Linked DNA regions of Homo sapiens: region 2 is linked to region 1. A link is a contact called in ENCODE Hi-C or POLR2A ChIA-PET data. All regions are on one chromosome and are shown on one strand. The core of a region is the stretch at or near the end of the contact, and the rest is flanking DNA. Distances in the headings are between cores, read along the strand shown.

Evidence for each region. Hi-C counts contacts between places; a loop is a spot of excess contacts on that map. ChIA-PET counts read pairs that join two places held with the same protein, here RNA polymerase II (POLR2A). Pooled maps may share reads with other maps.
Region 2: a loop to region 1 is called in a pooled map, with 3 times the contacts of the local background. The contact joins the promoter of SNAI3 here to the enhancer-like site in region 1. A Hi-C loop is called at or near these places in 5 of 168 maps with a recorded cell type or tissue (CD4-positive, alpha-beta T cell, PC-9, mammary epithelial cell and 1 more), 18 of 37 single-sample maps with no recorded cell type and 11 of 50 pooled maps. POLR2A ChIA-PET finds 5 or more read pairs at or near these places in 2 of 52 experiments (GM10248 and H1).

Annotation. Positions count from the first base shown.
Region 1 is chr16:88,463,910-88,466,609 of GRCh38, forward strand. All of the region lies in intron 1 of ZFPM1 (zinc finger protein, FOG family member 1), which reads left to right. Among named protein-coding and RNA genes, the nearest start is that of MIR5189, 3.7 kb to the right of the region's middle. Within about 2 kb of position 1,284, at least 2 of the 41 ENCODE cell types and tissues checked have a DNase peak (open chromatin) inside an H3K27ac peak, as active enhancers do.
Region 2 is chr16:88,685,205-88,687,904 of GRCh38, forward strand. It overlaps SNAI3 (snail family transcriptional repressor 3), which reads right to left and starts at 1,303. Exons shown (of 3, transcript NM_178310.4): 1 at 1,127-1,303. The coding sequence starts at 1,202. SNAI3-AS1 (SNAI3 antisense RNA 1) reads left to right here. Exons shown (of 4, transcript NR_024399.1): 4 at 1,587-1,982. RefSeq lists silencers at 914-1,073, 1,124-1,583.

The DNA.
Region 1 (2,700 bases), core at 34-2,533:
AGAAATGTAGGAAAGAGATCAGAGCCACGGCTAGACCTGGCACACGTAGGGCAGGGCCAGCCCTGGGCACTTCCAGGAAGTCCCAGACCATGGGATGGGGCTCCAGCCAGCCAGGAGCCCTTGATCGAGGTGTTTGTTCTATACCCCGTGGTCCATCGGTCAATCCTTGGGGGCTGGAAGGAATGGATTGGAGGCTCCTTCTTCCCAGTGGACAGAGGTGCTCTGTTTAGGGCCTGGGTGCCGCGTCTCAAGGAAGGGCCCTGAGGAGAGGTGAGCAGCCCCTCAAAATTTAAGGGTGCACTGAGCACACCTGGGCCCGAGGGGCCGAGGCATGTGAGCCGTGCCTAAGGTTGAGACCCACAGGGGCAGGGCCCCCAGGTGCCCCCAGGCTGCCTGTTTATGACTGATAGTTCCCGACTCCAGGCCTGGGCCCTGGATATGCTCCCAGAGGGGACGGGACACCCTGCAAGTCCCAAGGCAGGAGGACGGGGTGTTTGCACCTCAGTCCTGCTGCTGTCCCCAACACCACCTACCGTCTTTCCACTTCGTGGGCCTGGAACAGCTCAGGAAGGCTTGGGACTACCCCAGCCTTCTTGGGACCTTGAGGCAGTCAGCCTCAGTTTCCCCCATTGCTCATAGGCCCACACCCAGCTCCACCAAAACCAAACATTTTCCCAGAAAGCAGAGAGACCCCCTACCCCCGCCATGGCAATGGTCGGTGGGCACCCAGGCCCTCTGGGGCCCTGGCTCAAGCCGATCATTCCCATACCCTTCCAGCTCTACAGGCTGCGGCCTGGTCCGCCCTGCACTGTCTCCTGGTCCGGGCCTCTGGCGGGCACAGGTTTCAGCTCCTGCGATAACTGGGAAAGTTGAACTGGCCCCATTACTGCGCCAAGATGGTGAGTGAGATACAGCCTTGATAATGGAGGAGATACCAGCTTCTCGGTGGCCAATAGCCCAGCCTCTCCACCCATTAACATTCCCCACCAGCGATCCGCTGCCTATCTCGTCCATTTCCACTCCTCCCGAAGATAAGAATGGAAATTCTGACTTCATAGCTCACTGATTAAAGTGTCTGGATTTCTTGATAATACATAGATAAATTATGTTTTTGAAAAAGAAGGTAGGGAGGAGGGTGAGGAGGATGGGGGCCTGGGGTGGGTGGGAGCCCTTGGCCGTTTCTCCCAGCCTCTTTTGGCCCCTGGGCCAGACCATGAACCACAGAGCATCCGGCCTACACCGCAGCGGCCTCTGCACAGACCCCGTGTCCGGAGGTGCAGAGTTAGCTCACAGCAGGGCCCGGGCTGGGGAGACACAGGCAGGGCGCAGCGTCTGCTCAGAAGACAAACAGCAGAAACATGTCATAATGCTGGAAACAGGCTGGTGCTGGGAGCTAGTAACCGTGGCCCACAGGCCTGCGGGGAAGCCCTCTGTCGGGGAAGTGCCCCTCCCAGCAGCCTGGTGGTGGGCAAAGGGTGGAGGAAAAGCCAGAAGTCTGGGCCTGGCTGGCTGCGCCTGTCTTGGGCCATGTCTCTGTGCCTCAGTTTCCCCACCTGTCAAATGAGTGGGAGCACGGGGCCCTCCTCACAGCCTTGACAGCAATGCAATGCCCCAGGGTGGGCATTTCGCCTGTGTGGATCCCTGGTGTCCCCCTGGTGCCTAGAACAGTGCCCGGTTATACAGTAGGTACTTAATAAATGTGGAGGGCCCAGGCAGAGTCCCATTGGCCAGCTGGGGAGGGGGAGGGGCTTGCCTGCATTGAGAAACCCTGTGTGCTCCCCGGCTTGGCTCCCACCCTGTCCCCAGCCATCCCTGGCCCTGCTGCTGCACCTGACAGCTGCGCCCAGATGGGACTCAGGTGCCATCGCGGCGTCTGTCTGGATAAAGCCGCCTCCTTCAGCTGATCCGAGATCCGGCGCTGATGGAGCGATTAGCGGCGATTAGAGCCCGGCGTGCGGCTAATCCTCCTGCTGAGGGACAGGTGAAGCAGCCATAGGGGTGGAGGAGGGACAGGTGAAGCAGCCATGGGGTGGAGGGTGCCAAGGGGCCCGCCGTGCACGGGGGAAACCAAGGCCACGCAGCTACGATGTCTCCTTGAGGCAGTGGCCCGGCCGCTCCCTCGCTGGCAGAAAGGCTTCCTGTGGAGCCGCCTGGGCTCCCAGTGGGTGCAGGCCAGCTTGCCATTTCCCCCTTCCTGGATTTTATATTTTGAGTGACTCTTGAGAAATGAGATCCTCTGGGAACCCAAAGGCAGGATCCCTGGGGCGGTGTGGATGGTGACATTTCTGGGTGGTTCTGGGACCCCCAGTTGTAGTGATCCTGATGGCGGCCGTGGTTAGACAACAGCTCCGTTACCCAGCCCCGGCAGTTCTGGCATGGAGTACTCTGCAGCCCTGGGAGGGGCGCCTATGACCTCATTCTCCTCAGAGAACTGAAGGCTCAGCGAGGTTGAGTAACTCACCCAAGATCACACAGCATGAAGAGAACAGAAGGGACCCTGGCTTCTGGCTTAGAGTCTAGCCGAGGTCAGAGTCTCCATCCTGGCTGGAGGTTCTGGGGTGTTTGCAGTGGGGGGCAGCCCACGAGCCTCCCAGGGGGCTCACCCGTACCTTTCAGGGAGAAAGGCCAAGCACAGAAAGGGCAGGGGACGGCTGAGGGCCGCACAGCCCATCCTGGCAGTGGGAGGGGATGGGCGGAGGC
Region 2 (2,700 bases), core at 53-2,552, 220 kb after region 1:
GGCACTCCGGCAGTTTCTGCTCTATTTTATTTTACAAAATTGCTGGGGGTGACTGATGAAACTGATTTCAAAATGCACATTTGAAAAGCATGGTCCTAGCTGGCACCCCCTGGTGGCAGCCCGGGCCTCGGGTGTGGGTCCAGGTGGGATCCCCCCCATCCCCAACTCTGGGTTCTGAGCTGGGATAAAGGCCTCTTGGCGGTGTTGCTGGGGGCCACAGCCCCAACAGCGCCCTTCCTGCTCTCCCCCACCGGCCACAGAGCGTGAGTCCCGACCACCGCGTCCGCCGGCGCCCCTCAGTGGGCCTTTGTCCCAAGAAGCTGCCAAGCCAGGTGGGGACTGCTCTCACCGCCCGTGTGGCAGGCTGTCCTCTGAAGGACAGAGTCCTCTTCTCTCGTGTCCCTAAGCCTAGCAGGCAGTGGGAATGAACGGGCAGCCCGGTTGCTGGGCACCCATCTCCCCAGCCTAGCCGGTGTGTGGAGGATTGCAGCCCTTTAGCCCAGCCTGCCCAGGCAAGCCTGCCGGGGTGAGCAGGAGGGCTTCTGGGGTGAAGGGAGGTGGGGGAGGGAGGGAGACCACGGGCGGAGGCTCACCTGAACTGAATGCAGGAGGGGCAGTGCCTTTGCACCAGAAAGAGCCCATGTGTCCTTCTCACCATCCCCTGTGCTTACACCCCCAGTCAGCATGCTCCGGGGGTCCCTGAGCCGGGCCGCCCCAGACGGCCCTCCTTCCCTCCCACCCACCACCCCGCGACCCCTCCCAAACGTGTGCGCCAGGAAGATGACTCCAGGGTGCCTTTAGCTGGGGCTGTAGTGGTTGGGACGGGCGGCTGTATATCAGGGGTGAGTTCCAGGGAGACTTGGGGGCTTAGAAAACTTAGAAAACTTCTCCAAGTTGGGAGAGAATCCCGCCCGCCCTGCCGGAGGCGGGGCTCAGTGCCCTGAAGTGGAGGCGCCCGTGGGCCACCTCCCTCCCTGCAGCCGCAGCCGCTGCGCAGAGGCGCTGGCTCCTTCTCCTCCCACCTGGGACAGGTGTCTCCCCAGCCCCCGCTCCCAGGGGCCTCTCTCTCTCTCCCGCCCCTCAGGGTCGAGTCCCGGCAGGGGCTCGGGGATCGGGTAGTCAGTACCTCTCTGCGTCTCCAGCCGCCGGTAGTTGGGGACCCTGTGGCTGGAGTGCGTTTTCACCAGGAAGGAGCGCGGCATGTTCCCCTCCCGGGCGGCAGGCCGGGGTGGGCTGGGGCGGGAGGGGCGCGCCTGGGTCCGGACTGCTGCGTCCGCCGGCGCTTGAAGGGGTCAGGCTCATTAGCATAGCGCGCCGCCTCCGCCAACCAGCGCCCGGCGCGAGTGGGGCGGGGCCACGGGGGCGGAACTGAGGGCGAGGCGGGGTCTCGGGCAACACGCCCAGGACAGGTGCGCGGGCGGGACGGGGCGGGGAGCGCGTGGCCGCCGGTGTCCTCCCCACGGGAATTCTCTGGCGTGCGCGCCGCCGAGTCACACACCGACCCGTCGGGCCTGGCCACCCACTCGCCGTGAGTGAAGGGCAGAGTTCAAAGCTGTGTGGAAACCGAGCGAGAATCTCTTCCACAGAATGTGGAAGCGTCGGCCGAGCGCGGTCCTTGGAGAACCCTTGCTGCGGAGAATGACGCTCACTCTGCGGCCTGGCCTCGCCTCCCCATCCCTTCTGCAAACTCACAGGACAGGATTGATGGGGAGAGCCCAGGCGAAACGAAGCTGACCCTAGTGACCAGCCCTACTGGCGGCTCTGGAACAGGCCCGGGACCGGTGGCCTGGAGACAGTGGTCCTTTCTGGATGGGCTGCAGTCTCCGAAGGCTTCCCCCACTGGAGTCAGCCCTTTAGGAGTTTGTCCAGTGCCTCCAGAAAGCTGTTTTTTGGGGGACGGAGGACTTGGCCTGGAATTCTGGAATTCCCAGGGGGTCAGACATGGTTATGGGAAGTTTAATAAAACCGGTGAATCACGTGAATTCTGCAACAGCTGCACGTGTGACCTGGGCAATCCGTTTCCCTCCTTTGTGGTCCTGTAGAGCCCTCAGGGTCATAAAAAGCTGGGAGCCGCTGTGTCCAGTGTCTGGGTCTCTTTTGACATGGACATTTCATAACGTTGGGGGCCAGGTGGGGCCGTCTCTGGGCTGGCGTGCACACAGGGTGTCCCTGGCTGTGCCGCCGGCCTGCCTCCCCAGCAGGGCTTCCACCTCAGAGCTGGGTGGCCTTTGCCCCCTGTGGGCCGGGGGTGGAGAAGGTGGGGGGTGGTGAGTCCATGGAAGCTCTGAGGGACAGACAGCAGGGAGGAGGGCCGTGCCACACCAGCATCCCACGTCCCACATCACACGTCCAGGGTGTGAAAAGCTGGGCTAGTATCAGCCCCACTTTGCCAATGAAAAAAAACTAGGCTGTGAGTCTGGGCTCAGCAGCTCACGCCTGTAATCCCAGCACTGTGGGAGGCTGAGACAAGAGGACTGCTTGAGCCCAGGAGTTTGAGACCAGCCTGAAAAACAACATGAGACCCCGTCTCTACAAAAAAAAAAAAAAAAATTATTTTAATTAGCCAGGCGTGGCAACACCCATCTTCAGTCCCAGCTACTCAGGACGCTGAGGAGGGAGGATTGCTTGTTGCAGTAGCCTCCAGGAGGTGGAGGCTGCTGTGAGCTATGATGACCCCACTGCACTCCAGTCTGGACAACA